Linked DNA regions of Mus musculus: region 2 is linked to region 1. Evidence: chromatin loops called from intact Hi-C (ENCODE). Cell type or tissue: left cerebral cortex. All regions are shown on one strand. Region 1 overlaps Nxf1 (nuclear RNA export factor 1). Region 2 overlaps Ganab (alpha glucosidase 2 alpha neutral subunit).

What was found. Hi-C counts contacts between places; a loop is a spot of excess contacts. Peaks named below come from ENCODE experiments on the same cell type or tissue, not always from the same donor. Only the 100,000 strongest peaks of a DNase experiment are listed, where the experiment ranks them.
Region 2: a loop joins it to region 1, with 2.0 times the contacts of the local background. A loop is called at or near these places in 1 of 42 quality-filtered maps.

Annotation. Positions count from the first base shown.
Region 1 is chr19:8,758,750-8,763,749 of GRCm38, forward strand. Nxf1 (nuclear RNA export factor 1) reads left to right here. Exons shown (of 21, transcript NM_016813.2): 2 at 3,563-3,746; 3 at 3,934-4,087; 4 at 4,784-4,867; 5 at 4,948-5,000. Among named protein-coding and RNA genes, the nearest start is that of Nxf1, 4.1 kb to the left of the region's middle. In left cerebral cortex, a CTCF peak has its summit at 2,201 (motif pointing right); no DNase peak of the experiment used is centred here.
Region 2 is chr19:8,909,870-8,914,869 of GRCm38, forward strand. It overlaps Ganab (alpha glucosidase 2 alpha neutral subunit), which reads left to right. Exons shown (of 24, transcript NM_001293621.1): 10 at 597-750; 11 at 839-1,074; 12 at 1,166-1,292; 13 at 1,408-1,487; 14 at 1,727-1,870; 15 at 1,995-2,091; 16 at 2,605-2,706; 17 at 2,842-3,085; 18 at 4,432-4,496; 19 at 4,673-4,749; 20 at 4,833-4,907. Among named protein-coding and RNA genes, the nearest start is that of B3gat3, 8.0 kb to the right of the region's middle. In left cerebral cortex, no CTCF peak of the experiment used is centred here; DNase peaks (open chromatin) are centred at 2,144, 2,844 and 4,545; H3K27ac peaks cover 1,433 bases.

The sequences.
Region 1 (5,000 bases):
CTCAGCCTGGGTGGTGTGTGTGTGTGTGTGAAGGATAGGATAGGCAAGCACATTGTCAACTGGGCTATATCCTCAGCCCTCCTTTTATTTGTTTTGTCTACATATATGCAGACCACCCACTAAGAGAGACAGGTCTCAATCCTGGTCTGGCCTTGAACTCTGTAGTTCCAATCCTCTTCTTAAACAGTGTACTACCACACTTGGTTGGCTTGTTTGTTTATTAATTTATTTATTGAAACAGTGTGTCAATGAGTAGTTCTCTCTGTTCTAGAACTCAATGAGTAGACCATGCTGGCATTCAAAACTCAACAGTTCTCTGCCTGCCACTGTCTGGGAATAAAGATATGGGCCACTGTGTTTGGCTTCTTCCCCTTTTTAAGGCAGGGTTTTAGCTTATCTGGAACTCGGAATCCTCCTGCTTCAAACAATGGTTATATTGGAGAACATTCCCTACCTCCTTACTGTGGAACCTGCACCAGTCCCTGAATCAATAAGTCCCTCGAGGTGCAGGCTATTTTTGCTCAAAGAAACTAGCATTTCCCAAGTTCCGAGTGCAGGAGATGGTAGTTGTTTTTTGGGTTTTGTTTTGTTTTGTTTTGTTTTTCGAGACAGAGTTTCTCTGTGTAGCTCTGGCTGTCCTGGAACTCACTCTGTAGACCAGGCTGGCCTCGAACTCAGAAATCCGCCTGCCTCTGCCTCCCGAGTGCTGGGATTAAAGGAGTGCGCCACCACTGCCCGGCGGTAGTTGTTTTTAGGAGACTTTAAATACGTCCTATTTGTAAGAATTTTTTTATTTTTTGGGATAGAATCTCATGTAGCCCAGCATAGCTTTGATTTCTTGTGTAATTGAAGCCTCCATTTCCCAATTGCCAGGATTGCAGGTGGTGGCCATAACATCTGGTTCTGTGACCATCAACTGTACACATAAGCAAAAGAATATGCAAGTGGCAGATTTTAGGTGGTTTTCAGGAATCTGGTTATATTTTGGGGTTGCCCATACTTCCACATTTTAGTTTTCTTTGTAGGATCTGGTTTCTGGGTGGTTTTGGTTTTCTTTTTTCTTTAAATTCTAAGGTTTTTTTTGGGGGGGGGTAATTTTATACATGTACACAGTTGTAATTGTATTCACCTTTCATTACTCTTTTTTATTTTTACATATTTGTTTATTAATTTAATTAATTTATTTAATGTATAAGTGTTCTGCTGCATGTACACCTGCATGCCAGAAGGAGGCATCAGATTCCTTTATAGATAGTCATGAACCACTGTGGGTGCTGGGAATTGAACTCAGGACCTCTGTAAGAACAGCCCGTGCTCTACACCATTGAGCCATCTCTCCAACCCTACTCTTTCTATGTTTTTTTTTTTTTTCTATGTCTATTTTGTCTTATGTATATTTGTGTATGTCTGGTGCCTGCAGAGGCCAGAAGAAGGTAGTGGATTCCCTGGAATTAACTACAAAGTCAACTTCCATTCAGACTCCAGAGCCTGAGTTTAGTTAAGGTTGCTCATGAACTTGTGGGAAGACTCTTCCCTTCTGCCTTTTAAACTTTGTTTTGTTTAAAGACAAGACCTCAATCCCAGCACTCAGGAAGCAGGGGCAGGCGGAGAAACCCTGTCATGAAAACCCAAAAAAAAAAAAAAAAAAAAAAAAAAAAAGACTGGACTAAGACAAGACCTCATGTAGTAGCATGAGTTGATCTTAAATTCAGGGTGTAGCTGTAAATGACCTTGAAATCCGGATTCTCCTGCTGGTATTAAAACCATGGACTACTAACACTAAAATGAAAAGGGCTGTTTTTGTTGCTTGTCTGTTTATTTTGAGGAGATACTGAGGATAAAAGCCAGGTCATTGACTGTGATAGCCAAGCCTTCTATTACTGCCTCTGCCTTCCAAGTGCTGGGATTAAAGGCATGCACCACCACCACCTGGCTTGAATTTTCTTTTTTGTATATAAGTGTTTTTGCCTGCTTGTATGTCTTTGTACTATGTAAGTGCCTGGGGTTCCTGTGGAGGCCTACAGACAGTTGTGCAGTATAGTGGGTGCTGAGAATCAAAGCTGGTCCTCTAGAAGAGCAGCTAGCTTGTTTTCTTCCTTTCTTTCTTTCTTTCTTTCTTTCTTTCTTTCTTTCTTTCTTTCTTTCTTTCTTTCCTGTAAGTACACTGTAGCTGTTTTCAGACACTCCAGAGGAGGGCGCCAGATCTCATTACAGATGGTTGTGAGCAACAGTGTGGTTGCTGGGAATTGAACTCAGAATCTTCAGAAGAGCAAGTTAGTGCTCTTAACCACTCTGCCATCTCTCCAGCCCCCCATCCCCAACTAGCTAGTTTTCTTGAGAACATTATGACTAGCCCAATCACTAGCCCTAGCATGGAAGCTGATGAGAACAGATGGCGGAGACCCACATCCAAGGTGGAGCTTGGGCAACTATGAGGAAGAGGAGGAGGAAAAAGTGTAGGAGTCAGAAGAGTTGAAGACACCAGGAGAATTCAGTCCACAAAATCAACTAAGCAGGGCTCCTAGAGGCTCACAAGAGACTGAAGTGGCAATCACAGAGCCTACATGGGTCTGCACTAGGTCCTCTGCCTGTATGTTGTTGTGTTTAGCTTCAGGATTTTTGTAGGACTCCTATTGGAACGGGGATGTCTTGACTATTTTGCCTGTTCTTAGCACCTTTTTTCTCCTCCAGGGTTACCTTGTCCAGTCTTGATATGAGAGGTTGTGTCTAGTGTCATTGCATCTTACTATGCCATACATCTTGTTATGCCATGTTCAATTGCTATCACTGGGATACCTACTCTTTTCTGAAGGGAAACAGAAACAGTAGACAAAGGGTGGGAGGAGGGAAGTTGCGGGGGGGGGGGGGGGCGGGGGAGACTGGGAGAAGTGGAGGGAGGAGAGGCTCTAGTCAGAATGTTTTATATAAGAAAAGAATAAAAAGAAAAAAGTCATCTTGCTGGAGGTTGTGGCCCACACCTTTAATCCCAGCACCTAGGGAGGCAGAGGCAGATGGATCTCTGAGTTTGAGGCCAGCCTGGTCTACAGTTAGTTCAAGGATAGCCAGAGCTACACAGAGAAACCATGGGATGGTGGTGGTGTGGTAAGTCATTTCTCCAGCGCCTTGAGGTACATTCGCGACCCACTTATTTATTTATTTGTTTGTTTGTTTGTTTGTTTGTTTGTTTTTTCGAGACAGGGTTTCTCTGTATAGCTCAGGCTGTCCTCAAACTCACTCTGTAGACCAGGCTGGCCTCGAACTCAGAAATCCGCCTGCCTCTGCCTTCCAAGTGCTGGGATTAAAGGCATGTGTTACCACTGCCTGGCCTCTTGACCCTTTTATTTCCCAACATTTCTATAGTTTTCCAATAACTTGTTCACGATGTGGATGTAATAAAGAAAGTTCTTTGCTCTGGCTAGGGCATAGGCATCTCTGTGAAGGAACCTTTATAGTTCATATCTGTTTTTTCCAAGAGTACAGAGTACTAGAAACTGGTGCTCACACCAAGGTAACTTAGACCATTCATGCATTTACTAATTTCTGTGTCTGTTTCCAACTCCAGAGCATGATGACCGTGTTAGTTTCCCTCAAAGAAGAAAGAAAGGCCGGGGGCCTTTCCGATGGAAGTGTGGTGAGGGGAATCGTAGGTCTGGAAGAGGTGGTTCTGGTGTACAGTCTTCCCGATTTGAGGAAGATGATGGCGATGTAGCAATGAATGATCCCCAGGATGGCCCCCGAGTAAGATAGTAAGTGACCAATTAGTCTGCTTTGAATAGTGACCCACTGAATTATGTAGCCCTGATGTCTTTGTTGTGTCTGGTCTTACCTTGTAAAGTGATACTTGACAGAACCAATTTAGTAGCTGTAGTTTCACTAGCAGGACAGGTTCCTCTTCCCTAGTGTTTATGGAAATTTAATTCTGCTTCCCAATAGCAATCCCTATACCAACCGGCCTAATCGTCGGGGAGATGGTTGGCATGATCGAGATCGAATTCATATTACTGTACGGAGAGACAGAGCTCCTGCAGAGAGAGGAGGGGCTGGCACCAGTCAAGATGGGACCACCAAGAACTGGTTCAAGATTACAGTGAGTACTTGGAAGAATAGGTGATTCAGGAAACAGGACTAGACTCATTGAAAGTGTTTGACACCTCTCTCAAGCTCCTCGAATCCATTTTCTCGAACATTTACTCAACAGGGAAGTAGCATGCTAATCCATTCTTTCCTCAAATGAGTGTCTTAGAACATCTAAGAACAGAGTTAAGGATAGGCAAGGTGACATGTGAAAGGGAATCTGATAAGTGTGGTCAGGATGTAGCCTAACACTTAAGCTAAGAGTGATTCTAGGAGACGATGGAGTCTCTCGGGGACAAGTAAGACACACATGTCTTAGGACTTTTAGAATTAATACATTTGATATGTAGCCATGTTGTCTGAGTCATCTTGCCAGGAATAATAAGTATATGGAAAGGAGTTAAGGAATGTTTGTATCTCAAGTGGATACAAACATGTTTGTATCTCTTGTCCTTTCTTGAAGAGGGGGGGAAAAAAAACCCAGCTTTTCTAGCATAGAAGGGCTCTACCAGCCTCATGCATGTAAGCATGCTTTCTATCTCTGAGACCTCCGCATGCTAAATGCCTTCTATCACTCAGCCTTATGCATGCCACGTTAAGCATGCTTTCTGATAAAGCACTAGAAATACTTTCAATCTTGGCAGAAAATAAAAGGAGAACTGAAATATGCTGGCTTGGTTACATGTGTACCCTTGTCTCTCACTTCCAGATTCCTTATGGTAGAAAGTATGACAAAACGTGGCTTCTGAGCATGATTCAGAGCAAATGCAGTGTCCCCTTCAATCCCATCGAGGTAAGACAGAGTTAGACCTGAAAGGCTGTGGAAGGACCTGTGGACTCCAGATTGAATGTTGTTTGTTTTCCTTCTTCCAGTTTCACTATGAAAATACACGGGCCCATTTTTTTGTGGAGGATGCCACTACTGC
Region 2 (5,000 bases), 150 kb after region 1:
GGTTAATAGCACTGGCTGCTCTTCCAGAGATCTTGAATTCAGTTCCCAACAACATGGTGGCTCACAGCCATCTGTAATGGGATCTGATGCCCTCTTCTGTCTGATGCCCTTTTCTGTCATTCAGGCATTCATGCAAATAGAGCAGTCATATACATAAAACACATAAGTAAAGACGTCTTGAAAGAAAGAAAAGAGCTCCCAGTGTGAGGGAAGAAGACAGGTATTATCAGGTTATTATAAGGCAGAGGACTTCGGGAGTGGTAAATGGCAAGCTGATGTGTGGTCCGTGAACGCTTCCTTGAGGAAATGAGACTTTTCTCTCTCTTTTTTTATTTCTCCCCTTCAGTTTTTCGAGACAGGGTTTCTCTGTGCGGTCCTAGCTGTCCTGGAACTCACTCTGTAGACCAGGCTGGCCTCGAACTCAGAAATCCGCCTGCCTCTGCCTCCCAAGTTCTAGGATTACAGGGGTAGAGACTTGACTCTTAAATTAAATTATAGTGAGGTGTTAGGAGCCAGCTGTGTGAGACTCAGGAGAAAGTGCTGCTTTTGTTTCAAGTTGGCACTGAAAAGCTGACTTCCCTTTGTCTCCTTCACAGACCCTGTTTGGGAAGATGCTTGATTACCTGCAGGGCTCTGGGGAGACTCCACAGACAGACATTCGTTGGATGTCAGAGAGTGGCATTATTGATGTTTTCCTAATGCTTGGCCCTTCGGTTTTTGATGTCTTTAGGCAGTATGCTAGTCTCACAGGTAGGTGATATTTCCATTTCTGGCTAGCAAGTGCTCTTAAGTTTTGCTATTTCTTCAGCTCCAGTGACCCTTTCATTTAAACCTGCAGGGACCCAGGCATTGCCCCCACTCTTCTCCCTCGGCTATCACCAGAGTCGCTGGAACTACCGGGATGAGGCTGATGTTTTGGAAGTGGATCAGGGTTTTGATGATCACAACATGCCTTGTGATGTCATTTGGTTGGACATTGAACATGCTGATGGCAAGCGGTACTTCACTTGGGACCCCACCCGATTTCCTCAGCCCCTCAATATGCTTGAGCACTTGGCTTCCAAGAGGCGGAAGGTAAGGGGGTCCTGTAGCTGTGTTTGGTCTTCTTGCATAGGGTTGAGGCATGGTAGTCTCCACCATTTCTCCTTCTGTTCTTTGTTCCCAGCTGGTGGCCATTGTGGACCCCCACATCAAGGTAGACTCTGGCTACCGAGTTCACGAAGAATTGCGAAACCATGGGCTGTATGTTAAAACTCGGGATGGCTCTGATTACGAGGGCTGGTGCTGGCCAGGTAGGCAGGCCCATAATTGAAGGGGAGGCTATGGAGCAGCCAAAGAGGTAGAGATATTTTGTTATGTTTTGGTTTTGCCTCTTTGGGAATTCAGAGTTGGTGTTTTCTCTCTCAGGCTCAGCTAGTTACCCTGACTTCACTAATCCAAGGATGAGGGCCTGGTGGTCTAACATGTTCAGCTTTGACAATTATGAGGTAGGAAAGACTATCCATATGCCTTCTGTCTTTTCTACTTTTCCTTCATGAATCAGCTTTTCAGTTCAGGACCATTGCTTTTGTTTGACCTATAACATTTCGTGGGGACTTGAAGATCTTGGAGGATTCTGAAAAAGACTTGGTTCTGGATTTCTAGAAGCTTTCTTTCTGACAGTGTTTACTGTCGACCGTCGTCCTCTTTTTTTCCCCCCATACATAATTGGTACCTGTGTTTTCAGGGTTCAGCTCCTAATCTTTATGTTTGGAATGACATGAATGAACCGTCTGTGTTCAATGGTCCTGAGGTCACCATGTTGAAGGATGCTGTGCATTATGGAGGCTGGGAGCACCGGGACATCCATAACATCTATGGCTTATATGTGGTAAGGAACCGGGAGAGGAAAGTTGGCAGACAAAGGGAGGACAGTAGTTAAACATGGAGAATATATAGTTGTCAACCAGATGACAGATGGCATTTGTTCTTCACTCTCTTCTCTTTCTTCCTAGCACATGGCGACTGCTGATGGGCTAATACAGCGCTCTGGGGGCATAGAGCGTCCCTTTGTCCTGAGTAGGGCTTTCTTCTCAGGCTCCCAGCGCTTTGGTAAGGTTTGGAGACTAGAGCTGTGGCAGCTGTGTGTGGGAGTAAATGCCTGTAATCCTAGCACTTAAGGTTGCTGAGTCAGGAATAGCTTTAGTCGTAGGGCTGCCTAAACTGTCCAGGTAGTCTAGGCTACCCTGATGTGTTTAGTATGACTCTGTCTCCAGGGAAGAGTAAGCAAATACAGAGGTGTAACACAAAATTATGAAGACCAGATCAGAGGAGCCATAGTATCTTTGGAGAGCTGCACACTGCAACCTCCAGCTGTATATTTTGACATATGAATGGTATATCTAAACCTCGCTTAAGCCTTCTGGCAGGGATGGAGGGGGAGCACTGCCTAGCTTATGCAAGGCCTTTGCTAAGTTCCTAGTACCAAAAAAGAGTTGTGTTTAACTTCACTCTCATCAGAGTGTCCTGGACACTTGTCTAGTGACAGTGGCAGGTCAGAGGATACCTAGATAAAGGCTGAGTTCCTTGCTCTATATCAGGCTCCTTCCCCTTTGACCCTTTTAGGAGCTGTGTGGACAGGGGACAACACTGCCGAATGGGATCATTTGAAGATCTCTATCCCTATGTGTCTCAGCCTGGCACTGGTGGGGCTTTCCTTCTGTGGAGGTAAGAGAAGGAGACATTTGGGGTTTTGATTGGGATAAAGTCAAAGGACCTGGGCATGAACAAAGAATATTTATATGAATGGCTGCCAGCGCTTCTTCTTTGCCATTTTGCAACCTGCTCCTTCTCCTCTCCCAGCGGATGTGGGTGGCTTCTTCAAGAACCCAGAGCCAGAGCTGCTTGTGCGCTGGTACCAAATGGGTGCCTACCAGCCGTTCTTTCGGGCTCATGCCCACTTGGACACTGGGCGGCGAGAGCCATGGCTGTTAGCGTCTCAATACCAAGATGCAATCCGAGATGCCTTGTTCCAGCGATATTCTTTGCTGCCCTTCTGGTATACCCTCTTCTATCAAGCTCACAAGGAAGGGTTTCCTGTCATGAGGTAAATTAGTCAGTGGGGTCTGTGTAGAGTCAGATAGATGACTGGGAGATAATGAGGTCTGGTTTGCATCTCTGGGCCTATTTCTTTCCCTTTCCAGGGCCTTGTTTGTAAGGTTTTAATATGAATATGGAAGAGAGGTCTGAGGATGTAATTCAGTAGTGGAGTTACTTGCCTCTTAATGTAGAAAGCCATGAGTTCCGTCAAGCCCCAATGTCACCAAAAAAAGAAACAGGCAAATGAAATGGGTAAAAGCAGTTGCTATCAAATATAGGAGTTCAGTCTCTAGAACATGATGGAAGTAGAGAATTGACTCCTAGAAATTGCAAGTTTTTTTCTGACCACCATATCATGGCATATGATCCTCCATGCCTTCAAAATTGTAATGATGACAATGACGACGACGACGATGATGATGATGATAAAAAGCCTGGTCTTGTTATATATGTCTATAATACTGAAATTTAGGAGGCTGAGGTATGAGGTAGGAGGAATGAAAGTTCAAAACCAGCTTGTGCTACATAGCAAGGCCCTGTCTCAAAAAGAGAGTTGCCAGGCTGTGGTGGCGCACACCTTTAATCCCAGCACTGGGAACCAGAAGCAGGCGTATTTCTGAGTTCGAGGCCAGCCTGGTCTACAGAGTGAGTTCCAGGACAGCCAGGGCTACACAAATAAATCCTGCCTCGAAAAACAAACAAACAAACAAAAGACAAACAAACAAACAAACAAAAACAAGAGAGAGTCATGGAAAGACTAAAGGGAACAAGTGTGAGTAATGGAGGCTAACCTGAAGAAGATTGCCCACAGTGATAAGTTATTGACAAGAATAAGAAACATGAAGTTACAGGATTAGGTAGTCACAAAAGGCACTTTTGAGAATATAGCCACATTAGGAACCTGTACAATGAATGAAGTAGGTGTTTGTGATCTCAGGGAAGGACATTCCACAGCGAGGAGGCTGCAGGTGCCAAAACACTGAAACAAGCCAGAAAATGAGAAAAGAAAAGTCAGTGGGCCTTGGGAAGGAACTGGTAGACAGATTGTCATTAGGAATAGAGATGATGCTTATGCCCCTAAAGGGCCTTGCAAGCTATGTGTCACTGAAGTGCTCAAGGAAGCCACTGAAAGACAGAGAACTGTGGGTAGAAGAGTGGAGTTAGGGAGGTAAGAGAGAAAGTACAGTGACCGGGCAAGGTGGAGTTCTGTAGCTGCAGCTAAAGTCCTGAATCCATTGGCTGAAAGCTCCTGGATTTCTCCCCAGTGCAATTCTAATTGCTAGCTCTTGGAGGAGAGCATCTTTGACCTCTGAGAATATAATGGCTTCCTTTCCTGTCTTGCTTCTTTCCTAGGCCCCTCTGGGTACAGTATCCTGAGGATATGTCTACCTTCAGTATAGAGGATCAGTTCATGCTTGGTGAGAAATGGGAGGACAGCTGGTAGGAGGTTGGGCTTCAGCTTAAGAACAATGTGTGGGATGTGTATGTGTGGAGTTGGAGTAACTGTGGCTGGACTTGTGACAGACAGATCTTCTAATGCTCTCTAGACTGGCAGCAAATGCCCTCGTTCCCTGTTAATTCTGGTATGTTTTAGGTGATGCACTCCTTATTCACCCTGTATCGGATGCTGGGGCCCACGGAGTGCAGGTCTATTTGCCTGGCCAAGAAGAAGTAAGTTACAGAATATTGTGGGCAAAGAAGCAAAAGCATGGAACCCCTATGCACTGAGTGATCCAGTATCTTGTCATCCACAGGTGTGGTATGACATTCAGAGCTATCAGAAGCATCATGGGCCCCAGACCTTGTATCTGCCAGTAACTTTGAGCAGTGTGAGTATATCTCTCTAGCTGCCATCTCTGTTTGCTTGTACTTCTCCAGAAGGGGAGAAAATATATAATTTGGGGAGTCAGAGGGAAGGAACA